2 separate regions of the Homo sapiens genome follow, and region 2 is linked to region 1. Evidence: chromatin loops called from intact Hi-C (ENCODE). Cell type or tissue: endothelial cell of umbilical vein. All regions are shown on one strand. Each heading gives the region's core, and the rest is flanking DNA. Links, peaks and the distances in the headings are about the cores only. Region 1 has its middle 5.7 kb from the start of TMEM186. Region 2 has its middle 47 kb from the start of HAPSTR1.

Region 1 (5,378 bases), core at 268-5,267:
CCTGGCCAACGTGGTGAAACCCTGTCCCTACTAAAAATACAAAAATTGGCTGAGCGTGGTGGCGTGCGCCTGTAACCCCAGCTACTCAGGAGGCTGAGGCAGAGAATCACTTGAACCCAGGAGGCAGAGGTTGCAGTGAGCTGAGATTGCACCACTGCACTGTAGACTGGGTGACAGAGCGAGGATCCATCTTAAAACAAACAAACAAACAAACAAACAAACAAACAGAAAAACAGGCCAGACCCAGTGGCTCACGCCTGTAATCCCAGAACTTTGGGAGGCTGAGGCAGGTGGATCATGAGGTCAGGAGTTCAAGACCAGCCTGGACAACATGGTGAAACCCCGTCTCTACTAAAAATACAAAAATTAGCCGGCGTGGTGGTGGGTGCCTGTAACCCCAGCTCCTTGGGAGGCTAAGGCAGGAGAATGGCTTGATCCCCGGGAGGCAGAGGTTGCAGTGAGCCGAGATCACACCTGTGCACTTCAGCCTGGGCGACAGAGCAAGACTCTGTCTCGAAAAACAAAAAAATAAAACGGACATGCTCCAGACCACCCTAGGCATCTAAATTATTTACATGGCCACAGCATGGCAGGGAGACGGGGGCAAAATCCAGACAAGAAGGAAAGCCACTTGACAAGGGACAAACATGGTTAAATCACAGCTGCTTTAACTGAGTTTTCAAAGACTGCATGTTTCCTTCCATCTACTCAGCTTCTGAGTCCAGAATTGGAATTCATGGTTGAGAAACTTTCCTTTGCCTAGAAAGCTGGTGGGAGGAGAAGGGAATGGAAGAACAGACTGTTTATTACAGCGTTTTTCTTCATTTGCTAGGATGAATGATGTGCTCATTATACCCCTCTCACCCTCAATCCTCTCCCGGGGGTAGCCACTCTTCACAATTTGCAATGTATGTATGTATGTATGTATTTGAGATGGAGTCTCACACTGTAGCCCAGGCTGGAGTGAGATGTTGCGATCTCCGCTCACTGCAATCTCTGCCTCCTGGGTTCAAGCAATTCTCCTGCCTCAGCCTCCTGAGTAGCTGAGATTACAGGCGTCTGACACCACCCCCAGCTAATTTTTGTATTTTGAGTAGAGATGGGGTTTCACCATGTTGACCAGGCTGGTCTCGAACTCCTGACCTCAAGTCATCCACCTGCCTCAGCATCCCAAAGTGCTGGGATTACAGCCACTGCACCTGGCCAACATGTACTTTTTAAAAACACAAATAAGATCACACAGAACTACACTGTTCTGTGACTTGCTTTTTTTTTTTCACTACCTACCTCGTGGTCTTTTCCACAGATACAGTACAATCTCACTCTTTTTAAAGGTTGCATGTATACTACAATATTAATCTACCAACATTTACTTAACCATGTGGCCTACTAATGGAAACTTAGATTATTCCCAGTTTTTACTTTTCTTATTTATTTATTGAGACAGGGTCTCACTCTGTCACCCAGGCTAGAGTGCAGTGGCACAGTGATGGCTCACTGCAGCCTTGAACTTCCGGGCTCAAACAATTCTCCTGCCTCAGCCTCCCAAGTAGCTAGGACTACAGGCATGTGCCACCATATCCAGCTAATGTTTTATTTTTTCTTTTGTAGAGATGGGGTTTCACTATGTTGACCGGGCTGGTTTCGAACTCCTGGTCTCAAGCGATCCTTCCACCTCAGCTTCCCAAAGTGCTGGGATTACTGGCATGAGCCATCATGCCCGGACTAGTTTTTTTGCTATTGGAAATATTTCAGTCAACATCCTTATATGTACACTTCAGTATTTCTGTTAGATTATTGCTATATTCTGAATGTTTATGTCACCCCCAAATTCATATGTTGAAACCTAATTTCCAATGTGATGATATCTGGAGATGGGAACTTTGGAAGTGGATTAGGTCATGAGGGTGGATCCCTCATGAATGGGATTAGTGCCCTATAAAAAATTTCAGAGAGCTCCCTCACCTCTTTTGCCATGGGAGACCACAGCAGGAATAAGCCTGTCTACCAACCAGGAAACAGGCCCTCCTAGACAATGAACCCGCTGACGCATTAATCTTGGATTTCCCAGCCTCCAGAACTGTAAAAATTAATGTTGCTTGAGCCATCCAGCCTACGGTATTTTTGTTACAGCAGCCCAAGTGAACTAAGACAATCATGTTATAATTGTTGTTAAAGGGGGCAACTGCCAATATATCTACCACCCAAATCTAAAGACAACTCCCATTTTCTGAGAAGCTGCTTTGCCATCTATTGTATGGCTTTGGGTGATTCTCAAAACTTGTAGTACTGTGGAATAACCTGGGAAGCATAAACAAACAGATGCCCAGGTTCTACCAGATTCAACAAGGGTTGGGCACACTTAATGTTTTTTTTGTTTTTTGAGACAGGATCCCGCTCTGTCACCCAGGCTGCAGTGCAGTGGCGCAGTCTCAGCTCACTGCAACCTCTGCCCCTCAGGCTCAAGTGATCTTCTCACCTCAGCCTCCCCAGTAGCTGGGAGTACAGGCATGTACCCTACACCCAGCTAATTTTTCACATTTTTAGTAGAGATGGGGTTTCACCATGTTGCCCAGGCTGGTCTTGAACTTCTGGTCTCAAGCGATCTGCCCACCTTGGCCTCCCAAAGAGTTGGGATTACAGGTGTGAGCCACTGCACCAGTCCTTTTATTGCTTCTGTTGTTGACTTTGGTTTTTTGGGGGCAGCTCTCAGGTACTACCCTACTGGTGCATGACAGAAGCCCTAACACATTTCCTGTTATCTGGTGGACATCTGTGATTTTAGCTTAGGGATACAGCGTTAGAATAATGCATTTGCTCTGTGTGCCCTCTGCTGGTACTGCATGAGCAGACCACACATGGAATGCCTGCATGGGTGAGAATCTGGTCTCACCTCCCAGGGCAAGCCCCTTGCAGACTTAACAGAGTGGTGATTCTCCAAAGGCAGCGATGGTCAACCATGTTAGAATCACCCAGGGAACCGTGAAAATAAAAATGCCTGGTCATGGGCTTCGACAATGGGGTTTTTAAAACACTCTCCAGGAGATTCTACACATAAAGCCAGTGTTAAGAACCTATTCTTTGGGCAGAAAATTGGCCCAGGAACACAAAGTCCACAGAACCATGTGTCACTCTGGTGTCTTCTGTTCTAGTAATGTATTTCAGAAATTCCCAGCCTGCCTGAATCTCAGAATTGGCTTCAAGCTGGTCAAAAAAACAGATCCTGGAAATCCACCCCAGACATAATCAGAATATCCTGGGGTGAGGCTCACTCAGGTCATTACTTACAACCCAACAGAGAGAATTTTTGGTTTTAATGAGGTTAAGGTCAAATCATTATGACTTCTTAAGACATTTTTTAGCCACAGGCTTTATCTCTTCATGGGGAAGGGAGTCACAGTCACTGAAGGAACTGACAGGCAGGTGAAGGCAAGGTACAGAAGGAATGAACAGCCACGTGTAACTGCTATGCACATGTCTCTTCTATATAATTGAATCTTCACTACACTTCTTGAGCATAAATAGTAAAACCCTGTTATACCGAGAGGATACTGAAGGGGAGGCGGTTAGTTCTCTTTGCAGGCATCTAGGGAGAAAGCCTTCCAGGCAGAGGGAACTGTCAATGCAAAGGCCTTAAGGCTGGAATATTCTCGATTACTGGAGAACAGCAAGGCAGTCGTGACCTGGGGGAATGATCTCCACAGAGGTGCGGATGAGGGAGGGAAGGGGAGGGTGGATTAGGCCATCAGCCTTCACAGCAGTGACGTGATTCTGTTTTTAAGCATCACTTTGACAGCTGCAAAAACGGACTCAAGTAAAGCAAGGATGGAAGCACAGGACAGAAGCATCGAAGTGAAGGGCCAGGCGTGGTGGCTCATACCTGTAATCCCAGCACTTTGGGAGGCCGAGGCAGGTGGATCCCTCGAGTTCAGGAGTTCGAGACCAGTCTGGCCAACATGGCAAAACCACATCTCTACTAAAAGCAGAAAAATTAGCTGGGCATGGTGGTGGGTGCCTGTAATCCCAGCTACTCAGGAGGCTGAGGCAGGAGAATCGCTTGAACCTGAGAGGCGGAGTCTGCAGTGAGCCAAGATCACACCACTGCAACCCAGTCTGGGTGACAGAGTAAGACTCCATCTCAAATTTAAAAAAAAGGAAAAGTAACCACTGTTGACAAGAATGTAGAGAAACAGGAACCCTTGTCTGTTGCTGGTGAGAATGTAAAATGGTACAGCTGCTGTGGAAAAGTGGCAGGTCCTCAAAAATAAACAGAATTACCACAGGATCCAGTTAATCCACTTCTCAGTACGTACCCAAAACAACTGAAAGCAGGGACTCAAACAGATACTCGTATACCAGTGTTCACAGCAATAGCCAAATGTTCATTCATCAGTAGTCAAAAGGTGACGACAACTCAAATGTCCATCAACAGATGGACAAACAAAATGTGGCACACACAGAGAATACACACTGCACCCGTAAATATATTTAACCATAAAAAAGAAATAGCACTGACATATGCTACAACACGGATGCACCTTGACAACACTACACCAAGTCAAAGAAGCCAGATACAGGCCAGCCGCACTGGCTCACGCCTATAATCCCAGCACTGTGGGAGGCCGAGGTGGGTGATCACTTGAGGTCAGAGATTCCAGGTCAGCCTGGACAACATGGTGAAACCCCATCTCTACTAAAAATACAAAAATTAGCCAGGCTTGGCGTCAGGCACCTATAATCCCAGCTACTTGGGAGGCTGAGGCAGAATCATTTGAGCTGGTGAGGCGGAAGTTGCAGTGAGTGGACATCGCGCCACTGCTCTCTGGCCTGGGAAACAGAGCGAGACTTCAACTCAAAAAAAAAAAAAAAAAAGAGCCAGATACAAAGGGTCACATATTGTATGATTCCATTTATATGAAATATCCAGAACAGGTGAATCCAGAGGGACAGAAAGCAGGTTAGTGGTTGCCAAGGGCTGGAAAAAGAAGGAAATTATTGCTCAATGGGTATATTAGTTCTGTTTGGGATAATGAAAATGTTCTGGAAATAGATGGTGGTGACGGTTGTACAACATTTTTTGTTTTGTTTGTTTTTGAGATAGTCTGGCTGTCTCCCAGGCTGGAGTGCATTGGTGCAATCTCGGCTCACTGCAACCTCTGCCTCCCGGGTTCAAGCTTCTCAAGTAGCTGGGAATACAAGTGCCCACCACCATGCCCAGCTAATTTTTGTATTTTCAGTAGAGACAGGGTTTTGCCATGTTGGCCAGGCTGGTCTTGAACTCCTGACTTCAAGTGATCCACACGCCTCAGCCTCCCAAAGTGCTGGGATTACAGGCATGAGACAGTGTGCCCAGCCTGTACAACATTGTTAATATACTT
Region 2 (5,378 bases), core at 113-5,112, 350 kb after region 1:
CCTGGGTCAGTGACCAGAAGGAAGTGCCTGGAGCCCCTGGGGAAGCCGGAGGGGAGTGGATGATGAAGCGGAGGGAGGAGCAGGCAGGGCTCAGACCATGCAAGACAGGACAGGTCAGGATAAAGAGCTCAGATTTCATTTTAAGAACGATGAAAAGCTATCAGACAACTTTGGGGCTAAGTATATACCCAAGAGAATTGAAAACATATGTTCATAGAAAAATGAATGGAAAAATGTTCATAGAAGTATTTTTCATATTAGCCCCAAAGTGGAATAATCCATGTATTCACCAGTGAATGAGTGGATAACAAAAGTGGCCTATCCATATAATGGAATATTATTTAGTTATAAAAAGGAATGAAGTACTGACACGTGCTACAACATAGAGGAGGCTTGAAGAGGTTATGTGGTGGTTTTTTGTTTTTGAGATGGAGCCTCGCTCTGTCGCCCAGGCTGGAGGGCAGTAGCAGCTATCGTGGCTCACTGCAGCTTCTGCCTTTTAGGTTCAAGCAATTCTCCTGCTTCAGCCTCCCAAGTAGCTGGGATTACAGGCGCCCACCACCACGCCTGGCTAGTTTTTGTATTTTTAGCAGAGACGAGGTTTCCCATGTTGGCCAGGCGGGTCTCAAACCCCTGACCTCAAGTAATCCGCCCGCCTTGGCCCCCCAAAGTGCTGGGATTACAGACGTGAGCCACTGCGCCCGGCCTTGAGTACAGAGGTTTGCTGAGGTTCCAATTTGACTGATGTGGCAAGACTGCCTCATAGGAGGTGTAGCGTCCTCCCGTCAGGATGCGCATAATGTCTGATTGTCACAGACATTATGTCACAGGATGCGCATAATGCTGATGGCAGCAGCTGTGGGTGTGCAGTGCCTGGATCCACGGATTCATTTGGGGTTGCAAAGTGATGGTATTCTCATTCTGTTATTCCTTTTCATTTATTACATGGAGGAGTTCTATGCACACAAACTTTCCCTCATCTCCCATTTGATTACTCAGCGGTGCAATTTGCAAAGAAAAGGAAGGATAAATACTTGATTCTTTCCCCCATAAAAAAAAAAAATGAATTGGCTCACTAGAATTTTCCAGCGGGGACCAGTGAGCATTTAAAAAATATTTTTAACATTGTTATAAACCCATGGATAGAAACATATTTAGTATGCAGTTATTTTTTTATTGATGCCCAAATGGTCCCATCTTTGGCTAGTAGGAGCCTCTTTAAGTTGGTCTTTGCTGTTGCTACTGTTTTTTGAGACAGTGTCTCACTCTGTCGTTGCCTAGGCTGGAGTGCAGTGGTGCAGTCTCGGCTCTCTGCAACTTCTGCCTCCCGTGATTCACGCAAGTGATTCTCCCACCTCAGCCTCCGAGTAGCTGGGACTACAGGTGTGTACCACCACACTCGGCTAAATTAAAAAAATAATAAATTGGGTTTGGCTCGGTGGCTCACGCCTGTAATCCCAGCACTTTGGGAGGTGGAGGTGGGTGGATCACTTGAGGTCTGGAATTTGAGACCAGCTTGGCAAACATAGTGAAGCCCCGTCTCTACCAAAAATACAAAAAAATTATCTGGGCATGGTGGCAGGCACCTGTAATCCCAGCCACTTGGGAGGCTGAGGCAGGAAAATCACTTGAACCCGGGAGGCAGAGGTTGCAGTGAGGCGAGATTGCGCCATTGCACTCCAGCCTAGGCAACAAAGGTGGAACTGTGTCTCAAAAAACAAACAAAAAACCAAAAACGTTATTTTTATAGGGAAGAGAGCTCACCCTATTGCCCAGGCTGGTCTCGAACTCTTGGTCTCTGCCCGGCGTGGTGGCTCACGCCTGTAATCCCAGCACTTTGGGAGGCTGAGGTGGGTGGATCACTTGAGGTTGGGAGTTCAAGACTAGCCTGGTCAACATGGTGAAACCCAGTCTCTACTAAAAATACAAAAATTAGCCTGATGTGGTGGCACGTGCCTGTAGTCCCAGCTACTTGGGAGACTGAGGTTGCAGTGGGCTGAGATCGTGCCATTGCACTCCAGCCTGGACAACAGAGTGAGACTCTGTCTCGAAAAAAAAAAAAAAATCCTGGTCTCAAACCATCCTCCTGAGTCCGCCTCCCAAAGTGCTGGGATTACAGGCGTCAGACACCACAGCGGACTGAGCCCACACTCTTAATCCCTCCATGTGGGGCCTCCTGTTGTGTAGACACAGTCCTCTGGCTTTCATTGTCCCAATAGCCCTCGAGTCCACCCGCCTCTCTTCACCCCTCCACAATTGACCTAGTTCAGGCCAACGTCCCCCCTCACCCAACATCTGCAGTGACCTCCTCACAAGTTCTTGTCCTGCCTGCTCCCAACCCGTGTTCCACCCAGAAGCCATGGAAATCTAAATCTAAACCTTCCTAAGTATAGACCTGATTGGGACACCGTCCCTGCCCATGGCTCTCTGGAGTGTCCACTTTGCCCCTGCCACCCTGGCCCCGCTTCCTCTCCATGGGCAGGCTCAGTCCTAGCTCACCTGGAGTCTTTGCACCTGCTGGTCCCTCGGTCTTGGGGGCTCCCCTTGCCCCTCTCCCACTCCATCTTCCCCTGGTCGGGTCCTCATCCATCTTCAGCTTTTGTTTCAAACCAGGTCCCACCCAGGCCCCTGCGAATTTTCCCACCTTCCCCCCATTCTTTGCCTTCATCATGCTTGTCCCAGCTTATTATTCATTGAATTCTAGGTGTCATTGTCCTGCTCCCTTTTTAGGGGTTGGGTGGGGACCCTCTCTCTCTTGAACCATTGCATCCTTCATCCCTGGCACAGTGCTTGATACAAGAGAGGGGCTGACGTGGAGCTGGCAATGAGTGAGCTGGTGGGGCCCGGCTGGGCAGGAGAGACAGTGCCTAAATGGGCTTCTGCAGTCTGGATTTTCTGGCATGTGGGGGAAGGTAGCCCCCCGTGTGACTCCTCAAAGCCACGTAGTCCTGATTCCCATGTTCCTCCCTGACCCGCTCCCCAATTTGCTCCCACGCTTCTCACAATCATGATCTTTCCTCATCGATCTCCCCACTTTTCTCTCCTTTTTCGCTCTTCCCACTGAAGTTTCCCCATGCTTGCCACGAGCAAGGTGGGAAGGAGGGGCTCCATTTCTCTGTCCCCTGTCCCTGGCGTAGACGCAGCTGTGGTTGAACTCCCATGTCGGGGCTCCAGGCGGCCTGTAGAGGGCAGTAATGCTGCAGCTATGGCCACAGGGAGCGCTGCCTGGATGGGGGAAAGCGGCATCGGAGCAGCTCACAAGCCCTCCGTGGGCATGAGCAAGGCAGACCCCTAAGCCCTCCGTGGGCATGAGCGTGGTGGACCCCTTTGCCCTCCTTTCCCCGGAGATAGAGAAACCCCATCTTTCTGTTAAGTCTGCACACGTTCTCTGCCTCAGGCATAGCTGCCCTGAAAAATTTCTATTTGATAAAATAAGCAATGACTTCAGTATAAAGAACAAAATTTTAAATGTGCGTTTTTCTTTTTTTTTTTTTTTTTTTTGAGATGGAGTCTCGCTCTGTCACCCAGGCTGGAGTGCAGTGGCGTGAGCTCAGCTCACTGCAACCTCTGCCTCCAGGGTTCAAGTGTTCTCCTGCCTCAGCCTCCCATATAACTGGGATTACAGGCGAGTACCACCATGCCTGGCTAATTTTTGTATCTTTAGTAGAGACGGGGTGGTCTCGAACTCCTGACCTCAAGTGATCTACGTGCCTCAGCCTCCCAAAGTTCTGGGATTACAGGCGTGAGCCCTGCGCCCAGCCAAAGTGGTGTTTTTGTCTCCTGGGCAATGTTGAAGGGTTAATAACTAAGACTTTACTAATGTAAGGTGCATGAAGAAAAGTGTCACAAAATATTTTGCAGTTCATCACCTATTCACACTGTGACTTTGATCAGGTCACTAACTTCTCAGTTTCCTCGTTTGTAAAAGGGGATTAAAGATAGGATCTACCTGTGGCAAAGACTTCATACTCATGATCCCTCAAGACCCATTCTCACTTGGTTTTCAGCTGGGGCAAATGGCTACACTGAATAATGACTACATCTCCCAGCCTCCCTTGCAACTATGTGTGGCCATGTGGTACGTTCTGGCCAATGGGATGTGGGTAAAACTGTGGGAAAGTCCTTGAGAGTGTTGCCCTATTTCTCCTCTTTCCGCCTTCCACTGATCTGGATTGCAGGTGCAATGGCTGGAGACGGAGCAGCCATCTGGAACAAGACGTCGTTTTCGGAATGGAGAATGAAGAACATGCAACAAGACAGAAGAAAGTCGTTTTCCTGATACTGTGGACCCATCACACCAGCCCTGCACTACCTCATACCAGATTTTTATGTCATAGAATCTTTTTTTTTTTTTTTTTGAGACAGAGTTTCACTCTTGTCACCCAGGGTGGAGTCCAATGGTACGATCTTGGCTCACTGCAACCTCCACCTCCCGGGTTCAAGCGATTCTCCTGCCTCAGCCTCTCGAGTAGCAGGAACTACAGATGCATCCCACCACGCCTGGCTGGTTTTTTGTATTTTTAGTAGAGACGGGGTTTCACCATGTGGGCCAGGCTGGTCTCGAACTCCTGAATCACTTGAACCCGGGAGGCAGAGGTTGCAGTGAGCTGAGACTGCGCCACTGCACTCCAGCCTGGCGACAGAGCTAGACTCTGTCTGAAAAAAAAAAAAAGAAAATGGTCTGATCACAAACAAATTCACCTAGAAATGATATCATTTGAGTTGTTCTGTTAATTAGTTTTAGCTGACAAAGCTCAGCCTTACACATTTGCATCACATTTGCATGGTATTTTAATTGGGAGGAAAGTCATACATTCTTTTCAATAGCCATGTTTACAAATACATAGCTTAATTGTCCCACATTTGAAACCCAGCTTTCAAAACAATTTTTTTTTTTTTTGCTAGGTCTTATAGGATAGGACTGATCAAAACAATTTAGTCACATTCTTTTCCAGGTCTTTCTCCATTTCCAAAAACGTATCTGGGCATTTTTTTTTTTTCAGGAGCTAATGGTCCTAGTTTAACTTTGTGCTTTGTAACCTATGGATGGGTTCATTTCATTTTTGTATTTTTAGTAGAGATGGGGTTTCACCATCTTGGCCAGGCTGGTCTCGATCTACTGACCTCGTGATCTGCCCGCCTCAGCCTCCCAAAGTGCTGGGATTATAGGCATGAGCCACTGTGCCCGGACAGTATCGTTACTTTTAACATTTAATAACCACAAACATTTAACAATATTAAATATAACATTTGGGAAGAAGATATAATGCCTGTTACTACCCTACATTGATTAAAAAACCAGTAAGTACTAATATTTTAATACTGGGATAAAGCAGTTATTTTATTTTTTATTTTATTATTATCTTTTGAGACAGTCT

Evidence for each region. Peaks named below come from ENCODE experiments on the same cell type or tissue, not always from the same donor. Only the 100,000 strongest peaks of a DNase experiment are listed, where the experiment ranks them.
Region 2: it touches region 1 in a loop (3-fold over the local background); 7 of 110 quality-filtered maps call a loop at or near these places.

Annotation. Positions count from the first base shown.
Region 1 is chr16:8,789,251-8,794,628 of GRCh38, forward strand. No RefSeq gene overlaps it. Among named protein-coding and RNA genes, the nearest start is that of TMEM186, 5.7 kb to the right of the region's middle. RefSeq lists a silencer at 2,730-2,909. In endothelial cell of umbilical vein, for the core only: a CTCF peak has its summit at 2,846 (motif pointing left); a DNase peak (open chromatin) is centred at 2,821.
Region 2 is chr16:9,136,036-9,141,413 of GRCh38, forward strand. No RefSeq gene overlaps it. Among named protein-coding and RNA genes, the nearest start is that of HAPSTR1, 47 kb to the left of the region's middle. RefSeq lists an enhancer at 657-1,157. In endothelial cell of umbilical vein, for the core only: a CTCF peak has its summit at 3,183 (motif pointing right); a DNase peak (open chromatin) is centred at 3,206.